2 separate regions of the Mus musculus genome follow, and region 2 is linked to region 1. A link is a loop called in an ENCODE intact Hi-C map of the cell type or tissue named here. Cell type or tissue: gastrocnemius. All regions are shown on one strand. Links, peaks and the distances in the headings refer to the core of each region. The heading gives the core; the rest is flanking DNA. Region 1 has its middle 11 kb from the start of Ntf3. Region 2 has its middle 39 kb from the start of Gm33276.

The links. Hi-C counts contacts between places; a loop is a spot of excess contacts. Peaks named below come from ENCODE experiments on the same cell type or tissue, not always from the same donor. Only the 100,000 strongest peaks of a DNase experiment are listed, where the experiment ranks them.
Region 2: it touches region 1 in a loop (2.4-fold over the local background); 6 of 42 quality-filtered maps call a loop at or near these places.

What each region holds. Positions count from the first base shown.
Region 1 is chr6:126,171,549-126,179,889 of GRCm38, forward strand. No RefSeq gene overlaps it. Among named protein-coding and RNA genes, the nearest start is that of Ntf3, 11 kb to the left of the region's middle. In gastrocnemius, for the core only: no CTCF peak of the experiment used is centred there; no DNase peak of the experiment used is centred there.
Region 2 is chr6:126,400,953-126,409,293 of GRCm38, forward strand. No RefSeq gene overlaps it. Among named protein-coding and RNA genes, the nearest start is that of Gm33276, 39 kb to the left of the region's middle. In gastrocnemius, for the core only: a CTCF peak has its summit at 5,004 (motif pointing left); DNase peaks (open chromatin) are centred at 2,859 and 4,980; H3K4me3 peaks cover 955 bases; H3K27ac peaks cover 2,174 bases.

The DNA.
Region 1 (8,341 bases), core at 173-8,172:
TGCTCCAATGGTTGAAAAGACGTTTAAATCAAAACTCCTTGCATTTGCAGAATCAAGACATGGAGGGAGAAAGTGGTCGAGCCCCGAGATTGTAATAACTCATAGGTGAATGCCTACCCAGAAATTATGGGATCTGAACCTGAACCTGTAGATAGTGGATGGTTAGCTACCTACGTGTGTTTTATTTGAATTCCACCCAGTAGCAACTGGTCACTCATACAAATGTCTGTCCATTTAGCACAGAAACAGACTTGGATGTCACCTTTGAAGCCTGCCTGTGGGCAAGCTTCAAAATCTGGAGCTGCTTTCAGATAATAACCACAAAGCACACGATTTGCATGCTGTCTCTTTATCGAATCCTCTTCTCTGCCTCCAATAACGGATGAGAGGCTCCTCTTGGTTCTCCCCACGCCTTAAGAGGTCTCCCATAGGTAGCTTGCAAAAACAAGTCCCAAAACCTAGAAATCACAGCCTTTGACATGGAGAGAATTACTTTTCAAATTACAATAGTCGTCTCTTCACCCATGTTCAACCACCCATCTGAACCCAGAGACACCTTTAAAAGAAAGCAAACCAGAGAGGCGAGCAGCAGATTGGAAATGTACAGCCTTCTACACATAGCTGTTAATAAATCAAAAGCAGTGAGTTTTGCCCAGAGTTAGCAGGGAGTCTGTGGTTAATGACAATGGAATCAGACCTGGCAAGGGATCACAAGATGACACACTGGTCCACACCCCTTATCTCAAGTTGGAAAACAGAGACTGGCTGCCATGTGGAACCAGCACATGAATGGCTTGCATTCTTTTGGAGCTGGAAGGTGTCTGAGAGTTTCCTAGTCAAGTCCTTCACTTCACAGAAGGAGTCATTGTGATACAGGGAAGTGAAGGGACTTGCCTGAGAACACACAGAAAATCAGACTCATCAGTGAGTGTGTGGTACCCACACTCCTGATTCCCAGCATGCTCGTTTTTCTGCCTGTTCAACCCCAAGAGACATGTGATTATTTCCTCCAGGGTACCTTCTGTCCACCACTCTCGATTTCCTATCATTTCTTTTTGCCTCTCTTTACTTATTTCAATCTATTTTAATATTTCATTTCCTTTACATTTTTCCCTTTTGATGACTGGCCAAACTTGAAAGAAAGCATGTAGAAGGCAAAGTTAAAGTGAGAACTGGAAGGGTTTTAATCGAAAGGAGGTTAAAGCAATAGTTTTGTCTTAGTGATGGTGACATGAGGTTGGCTCTTTCTGAAGATAGCACTTTACAGTGATCTTTCCTCATTCTTAGAGATTTTAATGGATGCCTGAAGCCTCAAAGTGTGTGTGTTGTTTTCTATGCATATGACTAAGACAAGATTTAACATGTAAATACAATACAGTAAGACTAACAACCAATAACAAAACAGAACAATTACAGCAGCGTACTGTTGTGAAAGCCATTTTAAATTCACGAGCTTTATATTTCTGGAATTTTCCATCTAAGATGTTCAGATTCTTGTTGGCCATGGGTAATGACAACTGGAAAAGTGGGACTCTCTCCCCTTAGATAATCTCTGTCTAATTGTTGATGGTTGTTATAGATGACCTTACAAGGCTCCCATCTAAAAACTGTTCACCATTTCCTCTTTTGCTTCCTCCTCTTCTTCTCTGTACATTAAAAAGTGACCAAATGGTTCAATTTAATAAAGCAATATTTGGTAAGAAATTTAATTTCAATTGCTAACAAAAGCTGGCAGATCTACAAGATCTCCAGGAGAGGGCTAGTGTGGATAGCTGGGAGCTTTAGGGAGCTGACATCAAGTGAAGTCCAAGGTGATGTCTCAGAAACACAGAATTCCCCTAAACAGAACCACTCACTGCCTCCATAGCTATTGAGTTGTTCTCTGTGACTCTGAGGTGATCTTGGGCATAAAACTGCCTTGAAGTAAGACTGTGTAAGGGGTTCAAGGTTGGTTGGGTAGCTGATCAGTCAAGATCCCTTCTTAGTGTGAGAATCACATGCTAGAGATCTGGTGCCTTGAATACATGTGGGTACCTTCTCCAAGTCTGTCACTGATATAATGTAAAATTATTTTGGGCTGTGCCTGGATAAACACTTTTAAATTTAATAGTGATATTTACATTGTATTAATCCATCAAATCTATTTCTAGAGATATAAAACTTCCCTAAAGTACTTTTATTGGGAAACTTGACTTCTGGCTACGTAGGCTAATTTGTAATATGTAGAGCTTTCCTTCAAGAATATCTTTAAAAGCTGGGAAAATACTTTAAAAGTCATTTGAAGGCTCCATTTATGGCTTGGCTGAGGAAACTCTGGAAGACCAAATTTCCAACATTTAAAAACTATGTCCCAGGACTTGAGGGTGACGGTAACTGGACTGTACAAAAGAAGCTGGGTACAGGGTGAAATTATCTTTCATCTTTGTTTTGTGGTTAAGGGTTTTAGGTTTCTAGTTTAAGAGCAAGCCATAGTTGGGTCATGAAGTGGGAACAAGTTACAGATGATGAAGAAAAGGAAAATTCTCAGTCATACCTGAGATATCAACAGTCCTCTTTAGGAAATGAGAACATTTTAAAAATGTCAGTAAAGAGAAAGATGGTCCTCTATGCAACTCTGACCCCATTGCCATCTGTGGAACACCACACTGATTTGTTCAAGATATGCATTCTGTTCAAGGATGTGTGGTCTGTTTATCACAACAAGCTGTGTGCTGGGCACAGATCATGTCCCAATCAAGTCAAAGAAAGAATATAAAATTAAGCTATAAATCCATAAGAGGAGGAAATGCCAGCAAGCTGTTGAGGTAGAGAAACCATTCTCAGCAATAATGAGGGAAAACTATAAATACACAGAATAGCAAGAGTGGATTTCAAAGATGTTATGCTCAGTCAAAGATGCTTTGGAGAAAATATTTTATCTGATTCGACACTTTTTAAAAACTAGGTTTTAAAAAATGATGTGCATGTATGTACGCCTGTGTGTGGGTGTATGTGTGTGAAAGTGCGGGTATCCATGGAGACCAGAAGAGGGTGTGAGATCTTCTAACTCTAGAGTTTACAGGGGGATGTGAGGTGCCTGGTGTGAGTACTGGGAATTGAACTTGAGTCTTGTGAAAACAGGATATGCTCGTAACCTCTGAACCATCTCTCCAGCCCTCTGATTCAGCTCTTAGAAAGTTCTAGAGCAGCCAGCAGGAAGAATCTGCTATACACTTACCTCTGCAGTGGGAGGAGTGAGAATTGACTGGAAAGAGATACTAAGGAATTTCCTGGAATAATAATAGCTTAGATTACAGGGTACACATTTGTCAAAACATTCAATGTTCATCTAAGGTATATGCCATTTATTTTATGTACACGTATCTAATGATAAATATCCATTAAACAATATCGAATTCAACTTAATTAAATGCAAGCAGAAGTATTTTAAGAAAGAAGTCCTGATGTCCTTTATTTATTCTGAAATTCATCAAAGAATGAAGATGGATTGGTGAACAGAGGGATAAGTAGATAGAGAGACACGAAAGAAGCCAAGTATTGTAAATTCAGATGGTGGGATCTAGTCTGCGGATATAACCATTCAGTATAATATTACCTCTCCCTTACATCTGAAATTCCCATAATGAAGAACAGAATGAAAATGAGCGCATTTTGAAATAACTGGACAGCAGCCAGAGCATTGTGGGTGTGAGGGACAGGATCTCTGGAAGGGGACAGTGCAGGAAGAAAGAGGCTCAGCCTTGATGCACTTCCCCCTGAGGCACAGGCAGGTTTGTAAGTGGTGGCTGGGAAGACATGACTGATATGAGCTTCAACAGTCTTTGCAGGCTCCAGAGATGGACATTGGAGTTAAGATTCACCAAGGAACAGTGCCTCTTAGTAGTGACTATTGCAAGCCCGCTTAGTGCCAGGAAGGAAACAAAGCAGAAACACCTTTAAAAGGAGAGAAATTCAGGTATTAAACATCTCAATCCAAAGATGAATTTTCTTCAGTCTGATTGCATCATAAAGACAAAGGAAATTTTTTTATTGTTTTAAAAAAAGAACAGTGTGCTTTAAATGATTTGTACAATTCTATCTATGCACTCTATATCCTTCAGTTGTGAATTATTAAGAAATGGGTCTAAATCATCAAGGACCTAAAGAAAAAAGTCATAACACACATATAAGTGGCGTCCTACAGGTAAGGAGATATGAATCAGAAGAGATCACATCACAGTGTTAGAAAGCGAATGGAAGACACCGATTGACATACCCAAGAAATTAAGCAAAACTGAGTGTGTATAAATAAAAAGAAAAGCACCTTTCCCCCTGGCAAATTGTAGCAAATCCATTGAAAACAAAAATAGAAAGAAAAAGTCATCAAAGAAAAGTCATAAAAGCATACCTTTTATTCTGTTGCAGTCAGAAGATGGGGTGGCGAGGCAACAAAGGCACATAAATAAGAGTAGAAAATAGATGGCAATCTCAAATCTTTTATCTAGGAACAAAAATATTCTTCAAAATGGCTGAAATAAAGTTTCCCTTGGACTATTGAAATCTGAGGAGTACCTTGTTGAAGAATGTGCAGTCATGGAATGTTAATGGCAGTTGCTCTGGCATGGTGGAAATGATTTCATGGAAAAGATGGAGACGGGAGCGAAGTGACACAGCAATGTAAGACTTAAGTATGAGGGGAATGTGGCTGTGTATTAGCAATGGAGCTGTGCCTTGTAGACTTAAATCGCTGTAAGCAGACAAAAGACAAGCGAGCTGTGAGTGGGCGAAGGACTGAGACATTCATGCATTCTGTGGGAAGGGATAAAATGCTTGGACACGTTGGACTCTAAACATTGGAGTTTAGGGCACTGAAGAGAAGCTTAGTGGTTAGGGATACTTGCTGCTCTTGCAGAGCTCCCAGGACTGGTTCACAGCACCCACCATGTGGAAGCCCACCGGAACTGAAGCTTCAGAGGATGTCTGAGAACTCTTGTGGCCTCTGTACACATAAACACTGAAGACAAAACCCTTATACAAACAAAATAAGATAAAATAAACATTTTCTAAAATTAATATTTTAATAAATATATAATTTTCAAGCAACATAAGCATAAGATATGATTATCCAATCCAAGACATCTACAAACTAAACCTATAAAACCTTTAACCATCAAGGATTCATTTTTCTAAGTGATATAAATCTGGCATTATATTTATTTGCTTTTAAATAAGAGAAAATAATCATATTCAAATAATAAATAGGTTTCTAATAAACCTATTTTGGGGCTTTGTGGGTAATTTATAAAAAATGTTTCTTCAAAGTTATTTATTCGCCAACTGTTGGATATGGAAACCAGGGCCTTGGTAGGTAAGAGTTCTACCACTGAGCTACACCCTAGCTTCCAAAATTACTTCGTATAAAGAGAATAAGATCAATTAATTATTATTTTTTCTTTTTTTCGAGACAGGGTTTCTCTGTATAGCCCTGGCTGTTCTGGAACTCACTTTGTAGACCAGGCTGGCCTCGAACTCAGAAATCTGCCTGCCTCTGCCTCCCAAGTGCTGGGATTAAAGGTGTGACCCACCACGCCCAGTTCCAATTATTTATTTATTTATTTATTTATTTATTAGGTATTTTCTTCATTTACATTTCCAATGCTATCCCAAAAGCCCCCCCTCCCCTCCCCTACCCACCCATTCCCACTTCTTGGCCCTGGCGTTCACCTGTATTGAGGCATATAAAGTTTGCAAGACCAAGGTGCCTCTCTTTCCAATGATGGCTGACTAGGCCATCATCTGCTACATATGCAGCTAGAGATACGAGCTCCAGGGGGTAGTGGTTAGTTCATATTGTTGTTCTACCTATAGGGTTGCAGACCTCTTTAGCTCCTTGGGTACCTTCTCTAGCTCCTCCATTAGGGGCCCTAAAAAATTGAGTTTAAATGCTATCTCTATGACAACCACAGGTTCACGAATAGGAGGAATGTTTAATACGCTAACCCAGGGGATTAAGTTCAAAGAAATCCATAAAAGAGAGGAAGGGGAGCCTACGACAGATGAGGCAATCCAAACACATTCATTAGTTATTGATGCATTTGTTAATATGTATATGAATACAATGAAATAAATGAACCTAGATAACTGACCAAAAGTGTGCTATACAGCAACTGCATAAAAAACTGTAGAGTATCAAGACATCAATCCAAAGAAAGATGATGGCCCTATAGCCCTATACAGACACCAGACACAATAGGCAAGCAAGACTAGAAATAAGGAAGGAGAATGTAGAACAATGTTTAATTGACGTAAAATCCAAACACTCATATACCCCGTACTGTATGTTTATTGACAGGGAATATAACACAGAGAACAAAACACAGACAGGAAGAAGAAAGAGGAACCAACAAAACCAAATAACTTCAAACCAGCAAAACAACAACCAAAACCCATCATAGTATATAAAACTTTAATATGCATTTCCCCCAAATTCATAGATCAAATGAACAAAAAAAAATCACAATAAAGTTATGAAAGATTTGCACAATGTGGCAAATCAAATCGGCTTACTGGCAACACATTTTACTTACTGCAACTGCTGTGTGTGGAACGGAAGTGAGCCAGCTCTAGCTCAGCTTCCTATGAGGGAGTCCCAAACATCAGTGTAGCATCTGGAGTCATTTGAAGGGTTAGATGATGTTCCCAGGAAGAAGCACTTTCTCTCTCAATGCCACATGACTGTACAAGGGGAAGGCATCCACTTGCAACCAGGAGATGAACCCTTGCTAGGATCTAACCATGGAATTCTAAACTCTGGAAATGTGGAAAAATATACTCCTGCTATAAGTAACCTAGTTTATGGTGTGTTATTATGGCCACTAATCATGCCTGACTGTCCTCTGAGCTACATGACTGCCATCTTGGGGCAGTCAACTGTGTGCCCCTTGATAAAGAGTATTCCAGATGAGCTTGTTCATAGCGTGCTCCTCCTCTCAGAGGATCAGAGAGGGTCAGGGAATCTTCACTTGAGCATCCAGTTGCTTTCAACTCTGCTTTAATTGCACACAGCCTGGGGGAGGAGCTAGAGTAGACAGGACTGGAAGACCCAAATCAGGACTCCATCTATGCAGCTATGGTGAATCCTTCATCCCTGCTGGGTAAAGCATCCACATCCTGTAAGCGACTCTTCATCTAGTCTCTGTAAGGAAGCCCTCCAAACTCATCCGTTCCCTGGTGTGAGCTTTAGTGGAATAGTGCTTTGGTTGCTCCTTGGGATCTAAGAAGCAGGGGTAGTTTTGCTTGGGGTGGGTTGGGGGATTTTAGCCATGCCACTGGAGCTGACTAACACAGCATCCAAGAGTTACTTTTGAGTATACTGTAGCAAGCAATTAAAACCAATAACAAGTTGGAGCACGAAACAAGAGTCAGAAGTATCAATGGTTTAAAATAATATGTTACACTTTCTTGGGAGACAACTTTATAGTAAATGCTGAAGAAACATTGAATATTAATTCATTTACTTTTGTGTGACTCACAAGATAAGTTAAATATTTAAACTAATTGTTAAAATGTAAGCAGATATATGTATCAAAAGATGGCCTAGTCGGCCATCACTGGAAAGAGAGGCCCATTGGACACGCAAACTGTATATGCCCCAGTACAGGGGAACGCCAGGGCCAAAAAAATGGGAATGGGTGGGTAGGGAAGTGGGGGGGGGGTATGGGGGGCTTTTGGGATAGCATTGGAAATGTAATTGAGGAAAATATGTAATAAAAATATTTTTAAAATGTAAGCAGTTGTATGGGACTCAAAGCAATAAATAAAGGCAAATATGATTAAGAAATAATTAGAGCTAAAATTAATTTAATTTAATTTAATCTAATACTATCTTGAGAAGTCAGAAGACAAAGGACCAACTAAATAAAAGCAGTAAGTAATAAAATTATGGCATAAAACTGAAATTAATATAAGAGAAAACAAAGTTATTACAGAGAAGTTAAAATTTTTAAATGATTTTGTTAAACATCTTCAAAAATGACTAATATAATATAATTAATACTAGATATACTTCATCTTGGCAAAGCTCATTAGCAAAGCTCTGTAAGACACAGATTAATATTATCTAGAATAAAAGGGAAATAATCAATTCTAAACAATTTGAGTATTTTTTTTCCAATTTTTTATTAGGTATTTTCTTCATTTACATTTCAAAGGCTATCCCAAAAGTCCCCCATACCCTCCCCCACCCCGCCGCTCCCCTACCCACCCACTCCCACTTCTTGACTCTGGTGTTCCCCTGTACTGGGGCATATAAAGTTTGCAATACCAAGGGGCCTCTCTTCCCAATGATGGCCGACTAGGCCAT
Region 2 (8,341 bases), core at 47-8,046, 230 kb after region 1:
TCTGCTATCAAGCTCAGCGGACTGTGTGCCTAACCGAAGAAACTGAGACCCATGAAGATAAGGGACGGGTTTGAGCCAGTGTTCTAGGTAGGTCATGGAGAATAGAGCAGCCAAAAAGGCAGTTTAAAAAGAACACAAGCATGAAATGAAAAATTAACCTGACAAAGTGGGGCTTATTCCAAGAATGCAATATTCCAGAGCTGTCAGTAAAATCCTTCACGTTAAAATGAAAGGGGAAAACCCACAAGGCACGCTGTCTACTAATGCCAAGAAGCACTTGACAAAGTTAAATAGCCATTGGTGATATAAACTCTCAGCGCACTGAGAATGAAAAGGAAATCACCCTGCTGATAAAGGCATCCATACAAGCCCTGTGAATCATATTACACCTAATGGTGAAAGACAGAACACTTCCTCTCTCTTATCAGATATGAAGAGAATGTCTGGTCTGATCAGTCCTACTTAACATGTACTGGAAGTCTTAGTTCAGTAATGCAAGTTAGGGTAACAAAGGCTATTCAAGTTAAAAGAAAGACAATAACTCCAGTTTGGCTATATTCTAATGATTCATCATAAGACACCCACACAAAACTTCTTTGAACTGCTGAGTGAACTCTCAAAGTGTCGGGATATGATCTCAAAGCATAGAAAGCAACTACACTTCTAGATCCACAACACCAAAAAATGAAAACAAATCTAAAAAAAAAGTGTTTATCTACAATAGCTTTAACCGTATGTATGACCTCTGAGCCCAGCACACATGTATGGAATGTGCATGTTCCAAAATGGTGATGGGAAGAAAGCAAAGGCTTTAGTAAGTGAAGAGGCGTGGCCACCAAGTAAAGCTGTCAACCCTGGTCAACACGCCAGGAGATGTTTTAAAAAACTGAGAAGCTAATTCTGAAATTCATATGAAAAGATAATACCATAAGAATAGACAAAACTATGTGTGCAAGAAGAACTGAGTGGGAGAATTCACCCCTCTTACCTCAGACTTATTATAGAGCTATAGTAACCAACACAGATATTTATGGGAACATACAGAAATAGATCAATGAAACGGAATGGAAGTTTAGGAACACTCCTACACAAATATGGTCCATGGATTTTTAGCCAAGGCACCAATGCAATTCAACTGTAAGCGAATGGTATTTTTAGCAAACAATACTGAGACAATAGCATTTGTATACCCAAAGAGAGGAACTCTGGTCCAGACCTCATACTCAGTACAACTCAGTGAACTCAAAGCGCTGCACAGAGCTTTAAGGTCAACATTTATAATGACAAAAATTCTAAAAGAAAGCATAAGAGAAATTGTTTTGATCTGGGGAGAGGCATAGATCTCTCAGATAACTACTGAAAGCATGACCCCCTAAAATCAAATATTGGGAATTTGACCTTTAGCACTGTGTACTTCCACACCTTGAAAAAGAAATAAGACAAATTAAAAGGAACCACTTGCAAAAAATCTAATCAAGGGCTTCTGTCGAGAGCACTCAACACTCAGTAATGAGAAACTATCAGCTTAGAAGTGGGGCAGATTCCCCAAAGTGGACCAGTAAGCAGACATATGATGAGACATCCACCATCATTATTAATTAAAGGAAATTCATATTAAACACAATAAACTGTCACCACTCCCTGATGTAGTGGCTCAGTACTCTCTGATTGTTTGTTTGTTTGTTTGTTTGTTTGTTTGTTTGTTTGGTTGGTTGGTTGGTTGGTTTGAGACAGGGTCTCCCTATGCAGCCCTGGCTGTTCTGGAACTTACTGTGTAGATCAGTCTGGCCTCAAACTCACAGAGATCCTCTGTCCCATGACTGCTGGGATTAGAGGTGTGCACCACCACACCTGGCTTCAGTATTTTCTGGACTGACAATGTCATGTCCTGATAAGGATGTGAGACATGCCCTCCCCTCCCAGCAGAAACACAAAATATCACAGCTCCTCTGGTGACCAGCTTAGCAGCTTCTTTGCAGAATTCGGTATGTATTGATCGGATGACTCTGAAGTCTCAATCCTCAGCGTTCAACTGAGAGAAAACAAAATTTGTTTTCATAGATGCAATGGCTCCAGTCACAGTGGAAGCTACCCAGGAAGCCTTCATCAAGCCAGTGGATAAATCATGTGACTAGTGCTTCTCATCTCTAATAATAAGGTAATAATGATAAGATAAGGAACGATGATAACAGATAACAATAGTCAACAAGCACAACTTGGATAACTCTCAAGAGACTTGTATGCTGAGCTACAGAAACTGAACTTCCTTCACACCATAGGTTCCGAGTCATAAAACCATGATGCTAGAAAACTGATTGTGTTCGAGGCTGGTGATCCGGAGAGAGACTGGCTATGTAGGGTGGCTTGGGAGTTGTGGAGTCACAGAACTGAGCTGTACTCTGGTCACAGTGAGCTGATGTTCAGTGTGCTAAATCCATAGATCTGCAACAACCAGCAATGTCCATTTGGCTCCACTTGAACTGCAAAACAAAACAGACGCCACTATTTCAAGGGAGAGGAAGACATAAAGCATAATCAAAGCGCATCCAGGAGAGGTGGCGGAGGAAGAATTCCAGTTAATCAGCTCCCTCTGAAAGAAGAGTTGGATTCTCTTTTAAAATAACCCCGTGAAAGCTACACCCATTTCAGGCCTTTGGCTGCCTCCTTAGATCTGTGTTTCCCTCCTACCAACAGAGCAGGCATTCCACAGTGGAAGCTTTTCTGCAGGATTCAAGCACGGGGCATGTCAAATTGTCTATCAGACTACCACCCATCAACAGCAGTCTCCGTCTTGCCCAGGTCCCTTCCTCCTGTGCACCCTGGATGCCCTCTCAGTGGCACTGACCCAAACTGGAGACAGTCACTTGTCCACTCACTTCCCTGGTATTTACAGACTCCTTGCTGGGCATGGGGCTCAGCCAGGGGCCCTGTTGCCAGGTAAGGCCCACGGCATATTCTGTAGAGCAGCTGCTCTCTTAAGGGCCAGCCGTGGTATGCCCTGCCCTGTTATCTCATTCCCCAGCTTAGCAGACTCCAAATGCTTTTCAGTACTTCATTCCTTTAGTGGGTGAAGATTTAAAGCAAAGGCAAAGAGATCCACAGCCAATATGGCAATGGGCAGCCTACCCGACCAGCACTTGTTTCTCTGCCTTCCAACCAATCCAGTCCGTACGATTATGTAAAATCATTTCTCAGCTTCCTAGCAGCAGAAAAACATCCATCCCCTTTCAAGTCCCAGAAGTACAACTAGAAGTGAGTGAAATTCGGTGGCTTATCGAGGTTGCACAGCTTATTGGTCTGGGACTAGAATTTAGAGTGTGAAAGCTTTGGTTTCGGTTTTCATAATCACACTAGAGAGTGAGATTTGTACACACCAAAACACTGCTAAAAAAATCCTTCGCCGAGAACTAGACAGAGATGGAAGAAATAATCTCCTGAGTATCTGCACAAGCAACTTTGGACAGAAATGCTTTGAAAACAGTCGTGTCCTGGGGGCAAGAGATGTTTTTGATAAAAACTATGATGACAGCAGTTTGCAATAGAGCCACATTCAGGGAACTGTTCCAGCATGCCAGAGGTTTGGGAGCTTTTAGCTCTCATAATTCACCCTAACACACGCCAACTAAGCTCAAGCAATGGGAAGAAGCTGACAAACCGCAAAGACCAGGAAATGCAGAGCAAAGACTGATCGGAAGAGCACTAGGAGGTAAACGCTTATCAAGAGGAGATCTGGGAGCACAGACTGGCCTTAGAATGCTCGATTTCCCAAGCACGTAGAGAGGCCGCCAGCCTGAAGGGGCCCAGAAGAGGAAGAAAGCAAAATGAACAGCTTTGCCTACTTGTCCAACATGCACTGAAAATGTGCCACTCAAGGAGAGTAGGCTTCAAGGCTGACCCCAGGCTGAACTAGACCAGGGCCATTTCCAGCATTTCCTTGAATTGGTCTCCATTTCCTCTTCAAGAGCAGAGCTGAAGTGACGGAATTCACTTGGGTCACCCACAGGGCAGTTCAGTCACATGGGACAATGTGACCCACCCATTCTGACCACACCAACCTCCAAAGCACAGCCAACTTATATGGGTGCATCTTTCCTTCTCCTTACGTCTCTCAGCTTCTGTTTCTTTGGAAAAGAACAACAGAGTTTGTCCTTGAAAAAATACATCTATCTCCCTGCTGCTTTGATTTCTATTAATAGTTTTTTGGGGAAAATGTCACCCTACATATTAAAGATTTGAACCAGGTAGAATTAGAGAAGGAAGTGTACGTGGGGGAGGGGGTGGATTTCATAGGACTCTATCTCCCACTCCACACCCTGGGGATCTCTAGCCAGTTCTGTTCTCTGCCCACTTCCTATGTGACCTGGAACACCAGGCAGCTTCTGTCCCTGCATGAAGCACCCACACTTTTCCTATGGCTGTTCGATGGAATGAAGTCAATGGACTCAGCACCTACCAGATCGCTAATTTGACTTGTGGGATTTGTCTTGGATAGAAATTAAATTCTAATACCTCATCTGCCACCACCATTCCCTGAGAGGTCAGAGAAGCTCTTGATGGACCCAGATGGCAAACTTCAATGGCAATCCTAGCTCTAAAAAACCTGACTGAGCAGCATGTCACCTTTCCCCTAGGGATCTTTTTCAGATTCCGTTCTCAACAAAATAGGGGGTGCATTGCAACAATGTCCTACCCAGACAGCCCTTTGTTTATGCACTTTGCATCCTATCTAGCACCTCTCAGCTTTCAGGGCCCCAGAACTTTGCGTGGGTCTTCAAATATCAAAGACCTGAGTTCTCTAATGTCATCCAATGAGACCAGATTGTCAGGCACCTGTGAGCAAATGACACACCGAAGACATTCTTCTCTAGCACGCTGGTCATGTGACCCCCATTCTCCTTCCCCAGCAAATCCCAGATAACTATTCCAATCTCTTTCCAGAGTATTGCAAAGGATTTCCCAACCAATGGAAGGAAATACTAAGGGGCTGCTGCCCCCTTCTGGCTAGGAGACATCCAAAGGGGAGCTGGGGAGGAAAACGACTCAAAAAGACTCAAAAGAGCAGGGACTTCCTAAGTTAATATGGATGCAAATATCATGATGGAGAAAAATGTAATGTCCATATTCTGGAAATGGCTAGGGCTGTTCTTAACAAGGAGTCACTTGGAAGCAGAAGAAATGTAGATAAAATGTATAAATTATAAGTATAGACACTTTTATTATAAGATGTCAGAAAATTCGAAAGTACAAACAAATGTAAGTAGTAGAGCCACCCGTCAGCCTGTGAGCAAGAAGTCAAGCATGGTACCCTAGTTGTCAAACAGAAAACGTCTCTGTGCAATTCAAGCTCAGGTTTCCTCTGGGTCAGTGAGAAAGTAAGCAAACTGCAGTTGTCTTTCACGTTACTGTGACCAAAGCATATGACCAGAGTGTATGAGCAGATGGGGGGCATTGTCCATTCAAACCTCCCCTGCTCTCCTACTGTGTGCTTACTTAGCTTGAAGACATAAGCTGCAGCCTTATCCTCACGTGGCTGGTGGTAGCCCTTACAGAAACAGAAAAGCAGCAGAAGAAATTATGGGATGTGCCATGTGTGCTTAAGGAGGAGGAGCAGGGAGCACCAGCTGGACCTGTGTTAGGATCTAGAAAGGCATGTCAAGTCAGCCTTGGAGAATGCCATGTTATACAGCGACCATGGAGAAGAAAGGAGCTGGTGTGGAGAGTGTATACGTACAGGCATGCGCATGGGAAAAGACAAGCATCCTTGGTCTTTCTTCTTTCTGGCTGTCTTCCCTGTGAGGATGAGAAAACAATGGGCCATCCGAGCGGGAGCTGGACCATGAACCACACTGCAGAAAGCAGTCATGGCCTGTCAGAGTTTACATACAATCCCTTGTCTATAAATAGTGCTTGCCTGCTCTTCCACGCCCCTCTGAAAATAGTGTCTGTCAATCTCACAGTGACTTTGAACTTAGTGGTGGGGTGTTATATTTGGTTTACTCTTTCCTGTCTATTTATATTTCTTTTGTTTACACAAACATTCCTGTCCAGTTATTACTGCCACGTCTGGGCACCTGCTGCCATTAGAAGAATGCAGAGCAACTTCATTCTGTGCAAAGGATAACTTCCAACTTTGCCCATCCCGCCCTCTGTTCCAATCTGTTCTTGGGTCTGGAAAGAGAACATTTCTCTCTCCATTGCCTCCAGCTAGATTCCCAGAACTGCTCTGTTTATACTTCACAGACATCCCAGGAAGGGAGCTGCATCCCACCCACTCTGTCATAAATAGGCTTTTTGCAGGACTGGCCTGCCTCCTGATGGCTGAAGCATCCTTAACCCGGTTCTCTGTCACTAAGGCCCATGACATATGCACAGGTCCCATACCCATATCTGTGCCCCTTACTCAACTAATGCCTGTCTTCTGTTCCTGGGTTCCCAGCTACTGCTTTTAGCGCCTCTCCACCCTTTCATGGGTTCTTCTCAGAAACTCCTTGTGTTCTACTTTCCACTGGATTGAGGATTCAGAGTCTTAGTGAAACTTTGGTCTTGGTTGAAGACAGAAACTGGTGCCACTGACTCCTGGAATAGAATGGAGCCCAGCTATGGGTCCAGCAGTTTCCTAGGGAGTCAAGAATCACTGGATGATCACTGTGGACGCCAGACTGTGGTCTACCCATTCTCCCAGACATAACAAGAACCAAGGCTCCTGAATGAGGTCCTGGCACTGTCGCTCGGATGTTGGGAGTTGCATGCAAGTTCACAAACTCCTATGAGTTTCAGTCTCCTCATTGTCAGTGTGTTTTCATTCTACAAAGTTTATTATTTTAAAAGTTACACACAAAAGTTAACCAGACTCATAAGTTATGAAGCTCAATGAACTGTTATACAGCTAGAATAAGTTTCAGATCATAAGCTGTGGGACTTCATGTTAAACTTTCTAGTTTTAGTATAGAATATATTTTATGAACTTTTTTTTAACCAAAATCATCAATAAAATGGAGAGCATGACAGTTACCTTTTATAGTTGTAAGACACAGAGTGGGGAGACTGGGTGCCAAATAATTAACTATCAAATAGCACTGCATCTCCGAGAAGTCCTTAACCCCCACCCCTGATCATCGTTAAAGCTCTGGGGTAGTGAGAAGCCAGCCTGCTCTTAAGTAGATGCCACACTACACAGGGCACAGGGATTGTGTCATTGTCAGGGTTTCTAGAGAATGAAACAGATACCCAGCCTTGGGATGCTCGAGATTAGAATCTCATGATGTGGTACTCAGCACCCTAAGTGGGCATCCTTTTCTTTTCTAATAAAGGATGAGCAGAGAGACAAGGGAGCCGAGAAAGAAGAGATGGGGTTGGGCCACCCAATGAGAGCATGCCAGGTGAAAAATGAGAAAGATCATACCACAGGGGGAAGGCAAGATAGTGGCCATCTCTTCTCTCAGATGCTCTTTCTCAATTTTGGCTCCTAATGCGTCTTCTCCTGGCTCCCTCTCACTGAGCACAAAGCCAGTATGGTATTTACTGCAGGTAATCGTGCCTTTTATTGCAGTCTCAAGCCAAGGGAGGAGAGAAGAGAATTTTAAAAAAACTTGGGGAAAAATATAGTTTAAGTGTTTCCAAGTTAAAATCTCTTCTCAGTATGTGTCTTTGATACTATAAATCACCTGATAAAATGAGGCCTTCTGTGGCCCAGTCCAGTCCTCCTTGCTTCTGGGAGGCAGGTTGGAATTAAAGCTCTAGTCAATGAAGGGATACAGTGGCTGAGGCAGACCTTCAACCAAGGAAAACAGATTCCCCTTCAATGAAGGCCACTTATCCTGAGAGAATAACCTTGGAGAGTCCAGCTTCACCTTAAAACTAGGCATTGAAAAGACTTATGCTCAGCTGTCTTTTGCCCTCCCCCATCACCTAGATGGCACCTACCTTCTGCAATTCCAAAGCAGGGTATGGAGAAGTGGCTCCTCACCCAGGGAATCCTCACCAGGTCTCCTTGAGAGGTCAAGGTGCTTCACTGTCTTTTGTAAATGTCTGTCCCCTTCTCCTTAAGTTTATGCTGTGCATTCTGCTTACCCGACTGCTGCCTTTTGAGTCTCCATGGCCTTGTTTACTGCTACCCAAGGGACCTGTTACACTAGCTCCTAAGTCCTAGTGTTCTCCAACCTGGAAGTTGGTCAAGAAACCATTGTATTTTCATTGGCTGTCATTTGTGAAATCCTTATTGTAGGCCAGGTACTGGTAGCAAGCTGTGTCACCCACTGGTGAAGTAAACATGGGTGTTCTCTATGACTATAAAGTTCACACTGAGTTTTTAATCTGTGGCTGGTCATAGTCTGGATATTAA